Linked DNA regions of Mus musculus: region 1 is linked to region 2. Evidence: chromatin loops called from intact Hi-C (ENCODE). Cell type or tissue: heart. All regions are shown on one strand.

The links. Hi-C counts contacts between places; a loop is a spot of excess contacts. Peaks named below come from ENCODE experiments on the same cell type or tissue, not always from the same donor. Only the 100,000 strongest peaks of a DNase experiment are listed, where the experiment ranks them.
Region 1: a loop joins it to region 2, with 2.8 times the contacts of the local background. A loop is called at or near these places in 11 of 42 quality-filtered maps.

What each region holds. Positions count from the first base shown.
Region 1 is chr16:13,441,719-13,449,718 of GRCm38, forward strand. It overlaps Gm32817 (predicted gene, 32817), which reads left to right and starts at 6,234. Exons shown (of 4, transcript NR_169006.1): 1 at 6,234-6,474. It overlaps Gm53058 (predicted gene, 53058), which reads left to right and starts at 6,234. Exons shown (of 5, transcript NR_169187.1): 1 at 6,234-6,474. Mir193b (microRNA 193b) reads left to right here and starts at 7,805; the gene lies at 7,805-7,883. In heart, a CTCF peak has its summit at 4,965 (motif pointing right); DNase peaks (open chromatin) are centred at 5,563, 6,283 and 6,953; H3K4me3 peaks cover 3,263 bases; H3K27ac peaks cover 2,868 bases; H3K27me3 peaks cover 495 bases.
Region 2 is chr16:13,729,839-13,737,838 of GRCm38, forward strand. It overlaps Pla2g10 (phospholipase A2, group X), which reads right to left and starts at 646. Exons shown (of 4, transcript NM_011987.4): 1 at 519-646. The coding sequence starts at 573. Pla2g10os (phospholipase A2, group X, opposite strand) reads left to right here. Exons shown (of 3, transcript NR_040574.1): 1 at 1-81; 2 at 7,653-7,738. In heart, a CTCF peak has its summit at 4,140 (motif pointing left); a DNase peak (open chromatin) is centred at 4,103; H3K4me3 peaks cover 775 bases; H3K27me3 peaks cover 260 bases.

The DNA of each region.
Region 1 (8,000 bases), 290 kb before region 2:
CTCTCTCTCTCTCTCTCTCACAGACACACACACACACACACACACACACACACATTAATGCACTGGGGTGTAGCCTCATGCTAGAGTGCTGCTTAGCATAAAGCCCTGGGTTCCACTCCCAGCACCATGTACACATATACACAAACTAACTACACAAATTTAATTAACAATTTGATAACATGGGAATGAAGGAGCGTGCATATACACATTGCCCCCAAACGCTCCCTTGTGCCTCTTTGACATCTACTTACTTGTTTGAGTGTGGCAAGTACTTACCGCATGAAACCCTCCCCCTGGAAGCTCACGGCACACACTGGCTGCTAGGCGTTATGTTGATAGCAGAGCCCCGGCATTAGTTGCTCTTGCTGGAACTTTAGTTGATGCTCTTTCATGTGCGTGTGAAGAACTGTGTCAGTAGGCATGAGTATCAGTGCACACACGGGATTGGGTCTATGGACATCATCGAGTTTGTTTTTGTCTCTGCGACTGTGGAACTGAGGCTGTTTGGGACTCATGTTCCTGCTGCCTGAGCTCCCCAAGGGCTAGGATTACAGAGGTCCATCACCACAGCCAGCATTGGCTCCTCACAAGGTAAAGAAGTCCTTTCTCCACACAAGACACTCTCGTGAATCTGGCTTGTTGATAAGGATAGACCTCCAGGTTGGCGTGAGTGGTGAAGAGAAGCCAACAAAGAGAGGCTGCCGGTCAGGCTCACAGTTTCCTCAAAAAAACCATGTAAAGGGAAAGCACAAAGAGCAAACAGGCGAGGACCCTGGAGAGCAGGTCGCACTCAACCTGCACTCCCATGGACGAGATGCCAATGAAGAAGCTGTGTCCCTGACTCTGACCTTCTAAAAAGGGCAGGCCTGGCCGGTCCCCACCTCCCCACACCCTACCTGGGCTAACATCGATGCTTAGAAAGTGACATTAAAGAATAAAAAAGAAATATGGACGCTTTCATAAGAAAGTGAACAGTCGTACACATTCCTCCCTTCAAGCCAGGAGAGTGTTTCGGCATGAGCAACACTTAAAAGAAGTGTGACAGAGCTTGGAGTGTGCACTAGGGGGCCTTCTGCTGAGTTCACTGCGCTGTGGCTCTTGTGTTTCCCTGACCAGGAGCCCCCTCAGTCAGGGGAGTGTAGATGGGTGACTCAGTGTGGGCAAAACTGAACCAATGAGTCTGGAAGCCTCACTACATGCAAGATCTGCAAGAGACCTCTTTTCTCCTTTCTTTTCCCCTCTTTCTCCTCTGTTTTCCCTCTTCCTCCTCTTCCTCCTCCTGTTCTTCCTCCTCCTCCACCTTCTTTTTATTTTGGTGCAGGATAGTCTCATGTAGCCCAGGCTGGCCTAGAATTCTCTATGTAGAACAGCCACAAACGTCTGGTCGCCCTGCCTCCATCTCTCATGCTGAGGCACTTACAATCATGTATCACCATGCTGGTTTATGTGGCGCTGGGGATGGATCCCAGGGCTTTATACATGCTTGGCAAGCACTCTACCCACAGCCTCAACATGCTCTGCTCCAAATGCCTCTTGCCCAGTGAGGCTGTGGCCCTTTAACTATCAAACCCTTTAGCCAGCTATTAAAAAAAAGAAAGAAAGAAAGAAAGAAAGAAAGAAAGAAAGAAAGAAAGAAAGAAAGAAAGAAAGAGAATAGAAAAGAAATAAAAACAAAAAACCACAAAACTGGACTTTGAAGAAAATATGAAATTTCCTGATTTAAAAATGTTGGCCTCTGAACCAAATGTATTGCTATTATTTTAGATGCTATTTGGGCCAAATGAATACATCCAGGTCATGTGGACCTGTGGGCAAGCTCTAGGCGAAGAAAAACAACAACAAAAACTTCTGAATCTAGCAGGCATTTATTTTTAAGTTGCTGTCTGTGTAAGAGTCAGGCGATGGCTCCAGTGGATTTCAAAGAAGAGTTCTGTTCCCATGGCAAAGTAGACCTTTCATTTCCATTTAGTCCAGACCTTCTTGTATCTTGCTTCCTTGCTCCTCTCCCTGCTCTTCCACTTCTTCCTCTTCCTCTTCCTCAGCTCCTCCTCCTCCTGTTCCTCCCCCTCCTCCACCACCTCCTCCTCCTTTGACTCCTGCTCCTTCTCCTGCTCTTCCACCTCCTCCTTCTCCTCTTCCTCCTCCTCCTGCTCCTGCTCCTTTAGCTCCTCCTACTGCTCCTCCTGCCCCTCCTTGTCCTCCTCCTCCTCCTGTTTTATCTTTTAGACAGGGTCTCACTATCTACCCTGACTAGCCTGGAGCTGGCATGTAGACTAGGCTTGCCTCAAGCTCATAGAGGTCCACCATGCTAAGTCAAACAGCTGGAGCTGCCACAACCACTCCCAGCTCAGTTTCTCGTCTTCCTTCCTTGTTTATTTTTTGTTGTTGTATGTGATGTTCTTTGTGGGTGTGTGGTGGTCTCTGTGTGTGTTCATGTGGGTGCACATGTGTTCATGTAGAGGCTACAGATCACTGCCAGTGTCTTCCTCAATGGCTTCTCACCTTGTATTGAGCCACATCTCTCACTGAAACTGGAGCATGCCCATTAAGTTAGTCTGAAAGGCAAGCCCCAAGGATTCTCTCACCTCTGCCTCCAGAGGTGTTACCTGCCACGCCCTGCTTTCCATGTAGGTGCTGAGGCAAACTAAGGCCTCCATATTGCATAGCAAACACTTTACCAACTGAACCACCTCTTCAGCCCTTGTATGTTTTTGATAGACACGGCATCCTTTGAGAAGAGGTCCTCACAGTGTAGCCAAGGTTAGTCTTGACTCTCCATGCTTCTGTTTCTGCTCCTCACACATTGGGATTACAGGTATATACCAACAAGCCTAGCTTCCTCTAGTGTGTTGACAGACGTTGGCACCGTGTCTAAAACTGTTAAGCATTCAATCTTCTTCCTCCTGGTGTCTCGGGGCAGGTCAGTCAGGTCACTCTTGTTCACCCACCCACATGCAAATGCTGCCTCTGCTTTGGCTCCAGTGGGTTTGGAAGTTGTCTTCATTAGGGTTCTACTGCTGTGAACAGACATCTTGACCAAGGCAACTCCTATAAGGGCCAACATTTATTTGGGGCTGGCTTACAGGTTCAGTCAATTAATATCAGGGCAGGAACATGGCAGCTTCCAGGCAGATGTGGGGCTGGAGGAGCTGAGAATTCCACATCTTGTTCCAAAGGTAAGTAGAAGACTGGCTTCCAGGAGGCTAGGATGAGGGTCTTAAAGCCCAAGCCCACAGTGATACACCTACTCCAACAAGGTCACACTTCCTAATAGTGCCACTCTCTGGGCCATGCATATTCAAACCACCACAGAAGTGGAATGCTGTGGATGCCAGGGACAGCTAACCACCCCTTACTTACTTAGGAAGGGAGCCTCCGTCACACTTTACAGCATACACTGGCATACCTGTTCCATATCACATGTGGCTGCTCACGACAATTGCTATAATTTATTGAGCACTTACTTTGTGCTTGATCTCTGCAAGGCTCCATGGAGATCATGCAATTTGATCCTTTCACAGCCCCAACATTGCCACTATGGGAACTGAAACTCAAGAGGACCAGAGCTCTGTACTCAGTTGTAGCTGGATCTCTGGTTTCTTTTATTGTAAAGCCATGCTCTCTGCCAGTTCTCTTAGCTTGCAGCATCACCCCCTAACAGGTGTCAATCATTGCCTCAGCCACCGGAAGCCTCAGGCCTCAGGCCAGAATCTCACCTGTCTGTCTGTCTGTCTGTCTGTCTGTCTGTCTGTCTACATGGGACCTCGAGTTCTAACCTCCTGGAAACTTTGACATTGCCACAAATGAAAGATCACCTTGATCTCACCCAGTCAGTCTCTCTCTCTTCCAGTGCCTTCCTCCCTTCTGCTCATTTTCCTAAACAAAGATAGCTGGAGCTCCATTGTGTGCCAGTGGGGCCTGGTGCCAGGGCTCCAGAGCTGGAGAGAATGGATGGCTGCCCCGAGGCTCACAGATGAATGGGGCGGGGGTGCTGATACAAGGATACAATGTAATGAGAGAAGAACACGAGCTCAAGGCTGAAGCAGAGAGAGAAGGCTGGACTTGGAAGCAAAGAGTATGTACCCGGTCAGAAGCTAGGGAAGGTGGTCCAGTGGACTGAGCATCCCCAACCTGGAGGAGTTGGTGCTAAACCTCATCCCCCACCCCCAGATCACACACACAGATCGTTTACTTGCATTCATAGGTCTCCTTGTCTCTACATACAGCCTGTGAACTACATATTGAACTCCCCAGAGGCTCTCTGGGCCTCAGTCTCCCCATCTGTAAAGTGGGAGTTAAGCCAATGGCGGTGATGCATGCATAGAAGAAAGAAGCCACTTTGTAGACCTTTGGGGGGCAGATTTAAAAGAGGCTTTCTATTAGGAGTACTTAACAAAACCACTACCTAGGAGTACTACTAGGAGTACTTAACAAAACCACTACTCATTACTTGTCCTAGGTTGCATTGCCTGGAGAAGACTGAGCTGAAATCAGGAAGAGAGAAGGTACCAGGTCAGTAGGAAAGAGAAATCGGGCAATGTGTGTGTGGCATGGGGGAGGCCCCAGTCTGCTCTGTAGCTGAGCGACTCTCCTGCCATGCAGTGCCAGCTCAGGGTCTTGTTAAGGATGACCATGTTCTCTGTCTGTGGATGATGCTCAATATTCAACTCCAATTCAGGCTCTGCCGGAAACCAAGGGGTTAGCTGGTTAGATTGGTTAGATGCAGGAGGCAAAATAGACTCTGGTGGGGCAAGCAGGCTTCACCACTGAACGGGAAGGCCTGGCTTTTCTCAATCAGGCTTACAGTCTAAATGGCAGAGCGGTACCACTAAAGCAAAGGGAGAGGGGGCTACACGCGCGCGCGCGCACACACACACACACACACCTTGCACTCTCCCACTTCCCGTGGAATCAAGACTCTGGATTGGTGGATGTGCTCTTCTGAATGTGACAACAGTTGGCCAACAGAGGACAGCAGATACATTTTTTATGATCCCGGGAAGCTCAGTCCGGTCACGTTTTCACGCATAGAGCATAGGCTCTGGAGAGGAACAAGGCATGTCTTAGTTATTCGGATCCTCTTTGGCCAAGAAGAGTGATGGCATCTCTGACGATTCTGGGGGTCCTTGGAGAGGAGTGTGGAATGGTGATTTCAGGAGCCAGTTGAGTTAGGGAAAGCTCCCTTATGTTGAAACCAAAAGTACATTTTGGGGGACAGGGTGACAGAACCAGAGGCCATGACCTTCCTTTCCAGTGGAAAGTGTCCCCTTCCTGCCCCAGCCCTATTTCCAGAGCCTGGGGCTGCAAGAGTACCGGTGGACTCGGAAGGAGAAAGCTCAACCTTATGTTTAGGTGTGAAGGCGGGTGGGTTTGGGAGTAACTCTCCGGAACTGAGTGGAGCGGGTCCCTGACATTTAGATTGGGGGTCTTCCAAGGGACTTCGGTCGCCCCATGAAGAGATTTAAGACAGACAAGGAATGGGCGGAAGAGCTGGGGGCGCGGCTAGCTGCCTCTCCTGCTTGTGTGTGTGCGTGTGTGTGTGTGTGTGTGTGTGTGTGTGTGTGTGTGTGTGTGTTGGAGGAAAGTTGGGGGAAGGGCCCAAGGCGATCCCTGCGGCAGGCACCGGGAGTTCCCAAAAGAAGGGGGCAGACCGGAAGACGAGTCTGAATCTTAAGTGGATGCTCCCCCATTTCGGGCACCCCGGCTGCTTCCACCTCCAGCTCACCGATCCCTGGAATCCTGCCTGCTCCCTACTTCACCACCCCCAATCTCCCAGAGGGAGGCACAGTGGCAGTTTCGTCTCTTGGCACATTAAAAGTGGAGAGTCTTCTCCCTCCCCTAGTATGGGGAACCCTAGGATCTGTTGTGTCCCTCTCCGCAGCCCCTCGCAACGGTCGCAAGTGACATGGCCGGGCCGCATTTCTAGGAATGCGAGTGACCGCAACTGTATCTGGAGAGGGTTTCTAGGAAGGTATTCCCCACCCACCCACCCAGCCACCCCCACCCACCCAGTCACTGGGGCGGGCGAGCTCCGCTGGAAAGCTCTAGCCTTCTCCACGGCCGGCCTGAGGAGCCGCCTCCCTAGCACGGCCAACCCTCGGCCGTCCCTGCCCCCGCCCCCGGCCGGCCACTGGACTGGGGGGAGGGGGCAGGGGCCAGGCCCCGTGGGGGGGCGGGGGCCGCCCGGGTGGGGGCGCGGCTTTGTGGCGGGTGCGGAGGCGGGGTGCAGCCCCGTGGGCACCGTGCGCTGCTCGAGCTTGCAGGAAAGCCTGTCTCTCCGAGTGTGGCTGGGGAGGGGGCTGGGTTTCTTTTTGTTTCTAGAAGTCCCCTTCACCCTCGTTTGCCCCCGCGTACCGCCGAGAGGATCGCGTGGAATGGCTGCAGGGCTCCAGGGCGCACCCCACCCCACGCACGCCCTCTGGGGCGCCAGAAGGCGCGGCCCCGGGGGGATCCCTGTTCCCAGGAGGAAGCGCGGTGAGTGTCCCAGCTCTTCCTGCACAGCTCCCTGCCTCGGGCTGGGGCAGGAAGCCGGGCAGGTGGGTGTCCAGGCCCTGGGGCGTGGGGTGCGGGGCGGCTGTCTGCCGGGCTGGGTGGGTGGGGGCCCGAGAGGGGAGGTAGCGGTGGGGGCTCGGGCTCGACTCTTCCCGGGACCCAGCTTGTCTGGGCTGCTACCACCCTGACGGCTGCAGACATGATCCCCACCCGAGCCCCTTTCCCAATGGGGCGTGTGTGAGACCAGGAGGTGGGACAGGGACAAGGCGGCTCCGACTTCCCTAGTGCTAGCTAGGGCTTGGAGATGAACCAGGAGGTAGAAAAATCAACCACCCCGCCCCCACTCCGGAAAACCCATTCGAGAAACTGACTCGCTGCGTGACCCCGATATCAATGCCGCGCAGAGCAAAAGCTGCTGGCTCGCTGCCGCGCCCGACACTCCACGTGCGTCCCGAGGCCCGGCTGGCAGGGCGCGCTAGGGGCCGGTCCCCGAGAGTCTGAAGCAGCTTACTACCTTCCCCTAAATAAAGTTAGGGGACCCCCTCCCTCTAGGAGCAGTTGGCTTTGGCTCTTTGGCTGTAGCCTAGCCGGACTAGTGTAAAATAAATAGATTAAAACTAGGTTTTAGGGTGAGGATCCGGATGTCTGGGACTGAGACGACACCAAGTTGGGGGTGATTAGGAAAAAGATATTTGATTCAGGTCGGGAGGGTGACGGTTCTGGTTTTTCTTGCTTCCAGTCCCACTAAGGGGAGCGGAGGAATGTGCCATTCACGTCTTCTGAGGACACATCCATATTTATAATTTATTTTTAGGAGAAGTTGTGAAAAAGGGAGGGGGCTAAAATGGGGAGAAAAGGTGTGCTTGCAGCGGTGTCCTCTTGGGAACCCAAAGCCTAATTAAGCTATTAAAGATGGAAATAATTTCTCCCAATCTGGATTGAACAGCAAATTTGACTTTAATGAGACAATTAAGAGTATAAACGGAACTTTATTTAGCTGGAGGTGGATGGGGTGGGGTGTTTGAGATTTATGCTTGGTAAAAGGACTTTTCGAGAACCCTGGTATTTGCTGGAATGTTTTCAGACTTGATCATGTGGGATGAATGGCAGAGTTAGACACAGTATCTCCCTCCACAGTGACTCCCTGGCTTTGGGGGGGGGGTGCAGATGAACCTCCCTACAGCAGGAAGAGGTAGGCATTTTTAGTTACTCTGCCTTCTTCCAAACCCTGTCTCTAGGGCAAGGCTGCCCGGAGCTGGGAACTGCGAACCCCAGAGGGGCTCACTTCAGAGAAGAGGCTCTGGAGGCGGTGGGCCCAGAATCGGGGTTTTGAGGGCGAGATGAGTTTGTGTTTTATCCAACTGGCCCACAAAGTCCCGCTTTTGGGGTCATCCTAACAGCAAAGGATTCAGGCCTTGGCAGCGCTGGAGGGAGAACAGTGACCCAACACACCCCAGGCTACCGATCTGAAACTAAAACCTTTAGAGGCAAAGGAAAGCTGTCTCATT
Region 2 (8,000 bases):
GCAACTGTGGCATCTGAGATGTTGGTCTGGGTGAGCCTGTCCAGGAGGAGAGAGGCTTCACACCTGCACCTCTGTACCCAGGTAAGGCCGGGGTTGGTTCTGTGCCTCTATGCTTTATTGTACTCTAGGATTAAAGAATCACCAAGAGGGGCCTTTCTAGAGTAGTAGGAGTGAGTGAGGAAAACCCCCTCTATAAGTGATAGCCAGTTCACATGACTCAGGATCAGAGGCTAGGAGCTTCAGGCTGCTGGAGAGGACCGCAGTAACTATGGGGTTCAGGAAGGGAGGACTCTGAGACCAACCCCTCTTCCCCTTCTGAGTTCCTGAGTGAAATGCCTAAGTGGAGGGCTCTGGAAGGAATCAAAGACATGACTCCTGGGTGTCTGGGAAGATGGATGTGTGGGCATCTGATGAAGGGACTGGGGATTTTAAGGCTTCAGGGTGCTGGAACTAGGTGTTGAGTTGGGGCGGTGAGGAAAAAATCCCAGGCAGGAGGAAGCCAGTCAGTCCTCACTTACCTTCGCTGAATCCGGGTCCAGGTCCCAGCAGCAACAGCAGCAGTAGCAGCAGCATTATTGCCCGTCACAGAGGTGGCCCACACATAGGAGAGTGACAGGTGTAGGACTGACCAGAAGGGCCAGTATACTCACCAATCCTGCCGACCCCCACCACCAGCCCCGCCCCCTACCTCACCTTCTTTCCGTGGGGCGGAGTCAAGCAGGAGTGGTCACCTGGAGCCTTGAGGAGTGACTGTCTCTGACTTCTGCAGATTAGTTCCAAAAAGTAATCCAGACACCAAATGGAATGCTGAGGCCAAAAGGGGATCAGGTTCGGGGATGCCTCCACAGAGTGTAAAGATGCTGCTGACGCTGCAGTTAAAATGCGGGGTGGGGGTGGGGGAGGGAGGGGGACGGTATGCTAATTTTCGCCGTGTTATTCTAATTTACTGTAACATTTTACAACGCGGGTAACTGCTCCTGTGGGGCAGTCACAATTAACACTCTACAATCTCCTCACTAATACCACCACAAAGCGAGAAACTGAGGTAGTCAAGGGTTGTCCCAAGTCAGGCAGCCATTTCTAATAAAAAGAGCTGGAGCCTTGGTGGTGGTGGACTAGAAAGCTAGGTCAGAAGAACGTGAGGAGTTCGGAACCAGCCTGGACTATACAATGAGGCAGACCTCGGAGAGGTGGGGGAGGGGCGCTTACGACACAAGGGCTGGAATGGAGCGAGCAGGATCGTGTGGGAGTTATCTATCCCGTGCAGTCTGCCTCAGGCTTCCCGTTTGTGGATGGTTATGGTTCTTCTGGGGAATGTGTGTAAGCAAGGAGGTGTACTCAACTGATGCCTACTTTTCATACTGAAAAGGCATGATAATTGGGACACATTATTGCTTTTTGCCCCTGAGACTAGCACTATTCAATTGGTCAATAATTTTTGTTGTTTAGATTTCATATCTGATCTGAGTGAAACCTTGGAACCACCCCCCCTCCATGGACAAATTCTAGTAAGGGTAAGAATGATCTCCAGAAAAAAAAAAAAAAAAATGACAAGGTGAATTGGGTTTCCCTGGCTTGAAGGTTCACAACACAGGTTGTACGCCTAGGACCCCAACCCATTCACTGTCATAGAGAGACACTGAGGGTCTGAGAACTGGGAAGCCAGAGGCATGGTGAGATGGCTTAGAGGGAACCACACAAGCCTAGAAACCTAAGTTTGATCCTAAAACCCATGTAAAGGGGGAAGGAGAGAACTGATTCTACACAGTTGTCCTTTGACCTCTGGACTTGTACTGTGCCCTCCCATGCATCATGTTCATATATACACACTAAAATAATTTTAAAATGTTAAGTATTAAAAGTAGGTGGTCCATGCCTTTAATCCCAACACTCAGGAGGCAGAGGCAAGTAGGTCTCTAAGTTTGAGGCCATTCTGGTCTAAATTGTGAGTTCCAGGACAGCCAGGACTACCACAGAGAGACCCTGTCTTAAAACAAACAAATGAACAAACAAACAAACCAAATGAGGAGGAGGAGGAGGAAGAGAAGAAGAAAGGAAGGAAAGAAAGAAGGAAGGAAGGGAAAGAGAGAGAAAGAAGAAAGAAAGAAGAAAGAAAGGGAGAGAGAAAGAAGGAAAGAGAGAAAGAAAAAAGAAAAAAGAAGAAAGAAAGAAAGAAAGAAAGAAAGAAAGAAAGAAAGAAAGAAAGAAAGAAAGAAAGAAAGAAAGGAAGGAAGGAAAAGAAAAGAGAAGAGGGGCCATGAGTAGAACTCATTCCACTTGGTACTCAATCTGTCTTGGTCCCTGCTATGATAATTCACAGGGACAAGTCTTCCTTCCTTTCCTGCTACCCAGTGGGTAATGCTCTTTCCATTGGAGTGTGCGTGCCTTCTACAGTCTCATGTCATGCTTCTTGTGTGGCCATCACTACTCTGCCTGGCCTTGGTCACCACTCAGTCAAACCTTTTTGATATAGGACAGATGAGATTTCAAATACTCCAAGTTTTTAGATTATAGAAAAAGTAAATGACAACCTGAGTGTTCAGCACCCTAAGAAAGGGCATGGCCTCCTGTGACCCCAACACTCAGAGCCACCTGTTCCAGGAGGGTCCCTGCAGATGACCATAGGGCATTGTTTTGAAATTGACGTCCTGGAAGATGCTTGGGTACTCTACTGACAGATGAAAAACAGAAGTTGAGAGTAGGGACAGGACTGCTCATGGTGGTACGTAGTTCCTCAAGACGCTTCATGCAGAGCACTCCGCTCTTGGAGCACCTCCCGTGGGAGTTCTTTCTCACCTTTCCTCAGTTTTGCTCTGTGAAAAAGACATTGACCTCTTGGAAGGCTGAGGTAGAAAGATTGTTGTGAGTTTGAGACCAGACTAGACTATATAGTGAGTTCTAAGCCAGCTTGAGCTACCGAGTAAAAGCATGTCTGAGAAAGCTAGGAGCCAGCAAGATGGCTCAGTGGCTAAGGGCACTTGCTACATTGCCTCGGGACCTGAATCTGATTCCAGGAAGTGTATGCTGAAAGTCGAGAGCCACCTCCCTTCACAGGCACATTAGCCACATTCCCCACCTCCATCAGCTAAATAAATGTTAGAAGAAGAATCAACTCAGGTAGGTCTACAGGCCCAGAGCTGCTTGGGAGGCTGAGGCAGAACGATGGCAAGTTCAAGGACAGTCCAAGGGAGGTCAAGCTCAAAGCTACTGAGTTAGCTCAAGGTCAGCCTGAGCAACTGACATCCTTCTTAAACCAGGGATAAGGGGGTTGAAGAAACAGAGAGCTGGAGATGCTGATCAGTGGATGTGCTTGCTGTTAAGTATGTTTGAGGCTGGAGGTCCAACACCCATTAGTGAGGGAAGAAAAGAAACTTGATTCAGTCCCTCTGCTATTCATTCACCGTGTCCCTAGCATGGACTGACCACCATGTCCTCAAGGGCAGGTCCTTTAATGGAACACAACAGAGGACCAGGTACAGTTTTGTCCCCAGAAGTCTCTACTGACTGTAGGGACAGGATGAAGACATAAGGGATGTGAAGATGGGAGCAGGACAATGACAGGATAGCAAAGGATTTTGGTTCCAGGGTATGAACCTCCATGTCTCAGACTGAATGATCTGTCATTTCCCAAAAGCAGAGCCTGGGCTGTAAAGTATATCCAGGGAGCAGAGAATGGAGCCAGAGGAAGGCAGAAATGCAAGAACAAGTTTCTGTGTCTGAGTGAGCAGAGCTCACACAAACAAGACCTTCTAGGGAATTCATCTAGAAATTGTATCCTAAGTGCCCATGCGGAGAACAAACGAAAGAAGCTCTAGGCTCCTGTCTCTGATTGGTTGAGGGTTGCCCCGTGGAAAATGCTGCAGAGGGTGAAGCTGATGAATCTAGTTATAGCCCTGGTGGTTAGATCCAGGACTGAAATCTGCTGAGATAGAACATGAGGTCAGGGACAGAAATCTTGCAATTCCTCTTCCTCGGGACTTAAAGAAAACTCTCCAAGCCACGTAAGAGATGAACTTTCCAGATACGTAGGAATGTGATGGGACCATGGAGCAAAGACACCAAAGGAAGAGAGACAGACTCAGCTAGGCAGAGGTCCTGCTGCCAATAGGAATTCCTGGAGCAGTGGTACAGGCCGCCCCCTGGTGGACGACCTAGGCCTAAAGATTCTTACCAGGCAGTATTTGATTTAGGTGTGGGCAAAAGGAAGAAACTTATTTTCTGATTATAAAGATTGCAAAGCTGGAGATATATATTTGAAGAGAACTATAGTATTGGAAAAAGAAACAAAGTGTGCACGTGTGCACACATACAAATGAGAGAGAGAGAGAGAGAGAGAGAGAGAGAGAGAGAGAGAGAGAGAGAATTAATGGAGAACACAAGCAAAACAGCTAAACCAGACGATGTGTGCCTGTGATCCCATCAGTCTGCAGGCTGAGGCTGGAAGAACACAAGTTCAGGTCTTGGGTACGTATTGAGTTAAGAGGCAGCCCGGGATGAGTACACACACACCAACCCCCCCCCCCCCCCAGTGTTTGGGTAGCTTGTATGCCTTATCATTAATAACACTGATCATTTCACCTAGCAGGCTGGAAGTTGGGTCACTTGACCAATGAAATGTGGTGAAAGGGACCTAGGTATCTCTTTAGCAGAAGCTTTTAGAGGTAGCAAGTGTCGGTGTCTATCATTCCTTCAGTCTCAGAACTGCTGGTCCCAGTGAAGGCTAAGCACTTAGTCTGTTGTAGTTATAAGGTATTGGAAAGAAATCTTTCCTGTTTGTTTTTCAACACAGTATTTCTTTGTGTAGTCCTGGAACTCACTCTATAGACAAGTAGACAAGGCTGCCTTTGAATTCACAGAAGTTCTCCTGCCTCCTAAATGTTGGGATTAAAGACACACACACCCGCACCAAAAAAACAAAAAACAAAAAACAAAAAAACCTTTTTAAAGTTAAAAAAATTAAATATGGGCTGGAGAGATGGCTCAGCGGTTAGGAGCCCTGACTGCTCTTCCAGAGGTCTTGAGTTCAATTCCCAGCAACCACATGGTGGCTCACAACCATCTGTAATGGAATTGAATGCCCTTTTCTGGTGTGTCTGAAAACAGCTACAATGTTTAGCATATAGCTAAAGTATATATAAGATAAATAAGTAATTCTTTGAAAAATTAATTATGCTTGTATGTATGTCTTTATATAGAATATAACCTTGTGAGTACAGGTGCCTATGGAAGCCAGAAGGATTGCTAGATCCCTGGAATGTGAGAAGTTCCAGGTGATACTGAACCTCCTAACCTTAGTTCTGGGAACCAAATTCTGATGTTCCACAGGATCAGCAACCTCTCTTACCCATTGAACCATCTCTCCAGCCTAAGAAATGAATGTGTACTGTTGTAAAGCTTTGGGAATTGGGCTTACATGTTACTGCACCTAAACCTAGTTCTTATCCTGAAGAACTAATGTTGTTAGAAGAACAACTTTACTTTGCTTACTATGGCCTTCCTGAAATCTTCAGAGAAGACTCAGGGTGAAGGCTTTCCCAAAAATAATCTTTTTTTTTTTTTTTTTTTTTTTTTTTTGGTTTTTCGAGACAGGGTTTCTCTGTGCAGCCCTGGCTGTCCTGGAACTCACTCTGTAGTCCAGGCTGGCCTCGAACTCAGAAATCCGCCTGCCTCTGCCTCCCAAGTGCTGGGATTAAAGGCATGCGCCACCACGCCCGGCTCCCAAAAATAATCTTGATTTATATTCCAAGTATAATCTGGGAGACTTTGGATAATTCATTCCCTTCCATGTGATTTGGTCATCACGAGTGTCAAATTCCTGCGGTAAGCTATAACTTCTGTAAAGAATTTTGCTCTGGAGCTGAGGATAAAATCCAGTGGTACCTTTACCTGCATTTCGTCATTATAAATAAGGGGAACACCCCTCCCTCTCTTTTTTCTCCCTTCTCTTTCTGCCACCACCGCCCCCCACCCCCAATAAACCTCTCACCCATGGAACTGTTTTGGTCTAGTGTGCTGTGTTCAGACATAAGCCGCTGTTTTAATACATCGTTTTGGCGCTGAAACCCAGGAATCAGCAGTAGCATCAACAGCTGCTATGGCACACACCACAGCAGGGGCCGCACAAGCAGTGAGATCACGGCCATGTGGACCATCACCTCTAACTCCTCTGCCTTTATTAAAGAGTTTCAATATATCACTCAATCTTACAGCTTGACTTTCCACGATGTACATATGATACTTACTGATAACTTACTTCCCGAGGAATGCAGGCGAGTTTGGGAGCAAGCAAGAACACGTGCAGACGAAATTCATCAAACAGAGCGGATGGGATCGGAGACAGTTCTAAAAGGCTGCCTTTCTAAGACCAGGACCCTCAATGGGACTATAACTCCACATGTGGTATTTTAGCCAGAGACAGGTTTATTACATGCCTTTTGGCAGGTCTTAGAAAGGCAGCCTTTTAAAAAAAGATTTTATTTATTTTATGTATACGAGTACACTGTAGCTGTCTTCAGACACACCAGAAGAAGTCCCAGTACAGATGGTTGTGAGCCACCATGTGGTTGCTGGGAGTTGAACTCAGAACCTCAGGAAGAGGAGTCAGTGCTCTTAACCGCTGAGCCATTTCTCCAATCCATGAAAGGCAGCCTTAAAGCCAGTAAATTTTGAAAAACTCCAAGAGGTTGTCCAGGACACGCAGGAAAATCCATCTCAATTTTTGGAATGCCTCACAAAGACTTTATTACAGCATACCAATATGGACCCTGAAAACCCAGAAGGTAAGCTACTTCTGATGACCTATTTCTCTTCCCAGAGCTACCCCGGCATAAGAGCTAAACTTAAAAAGCTAGAAAGGGGACCCCTAACTCCACAGGCAGAAGTTTTAGTGCTGGCCTTCAAAGTATACCATAAAAGAGATGAGAAAGTTTGCAAACAACAATACCATATGCTGGCACAGGCTATCCAACGAGCCCCAGTCACTGCCCTTGACTCCTGGTTTTCTAAGACCCAGAGACCACCAGGTACCTGCTACAAATGTGGTCAACAAGATCATTGAGCAAAAGCCTGCACTAACTTCCGCAAGCCAAGGGGGCCATGCCCTAGGTGCCATCAAGAGAGACATTGGGCTGTCGATTGCCCTCATGTTACACAGAACAGAGGGACATCACCCCCAAACAATCCTCTAACTGGTCTCCTAGGCTTGGCTATGGCCGACTGACAAGGCCTGAGCTCCCCTGACCCGACCACTGCCATCACTAGCAGGGAGCCCCAGGTAGATATTGTGGTGTGTGGGCAGCCCATCTCCTTCCTCTAAGACACTAGGGCCACTTACTCAGTCCTGACAGAGTTTTGGGGACCCACTTCTCGCTTTTCTGTTGTCAGGGTAGGAGGACAGTCTTACTTCCCTCACCAGACCCCATCACTTAGTTGTATTTTAAGGGGTGTACCTCTCACCCATTCTTTTTTTGGTAGTGCCAACATGTCCTGTCCTTCATTGGGAAGGGATCTTTTAGCTGAGTGGGGAGCCTCTATTTCCTTTGCTCCTCCCATTCGCCTAAACCCAAGCTCACCAACAGTTCCTCTGTTCCTTCTTCTAGCCAGCCAGCCTACTAACACTACCATGCTATTTATTTCCTTTACTACATTCTCAGGTAGATCCCCGAGGCTGGGACGTCCAGAACCCCTTTGTTTCTAAACACCATTCTCCTGTTGTCATCCAATTACTGGACTCTACCAGGTACATAACCCAAACTCAATACCCCCTCTCTCTCCAGAGCCTCAGGGGTCTTAAGTCTATCATTTCTGACCTTTTCAGAAAAAAGCTTCTTTGCCCTACCTCTTCCCCCTTTAACACCCTTATACTAGCAGTTAAGAAATCTAATGGTACCTATCGCCTCGTTCAAGACCTCAGGCACATTAATTCTGCAGTGGTTCCTCTCCATCCTGTTGTGGGTTGAGAAATAATGGAACCAAGACAACTAGTCTGCTCAAGGTTCAAA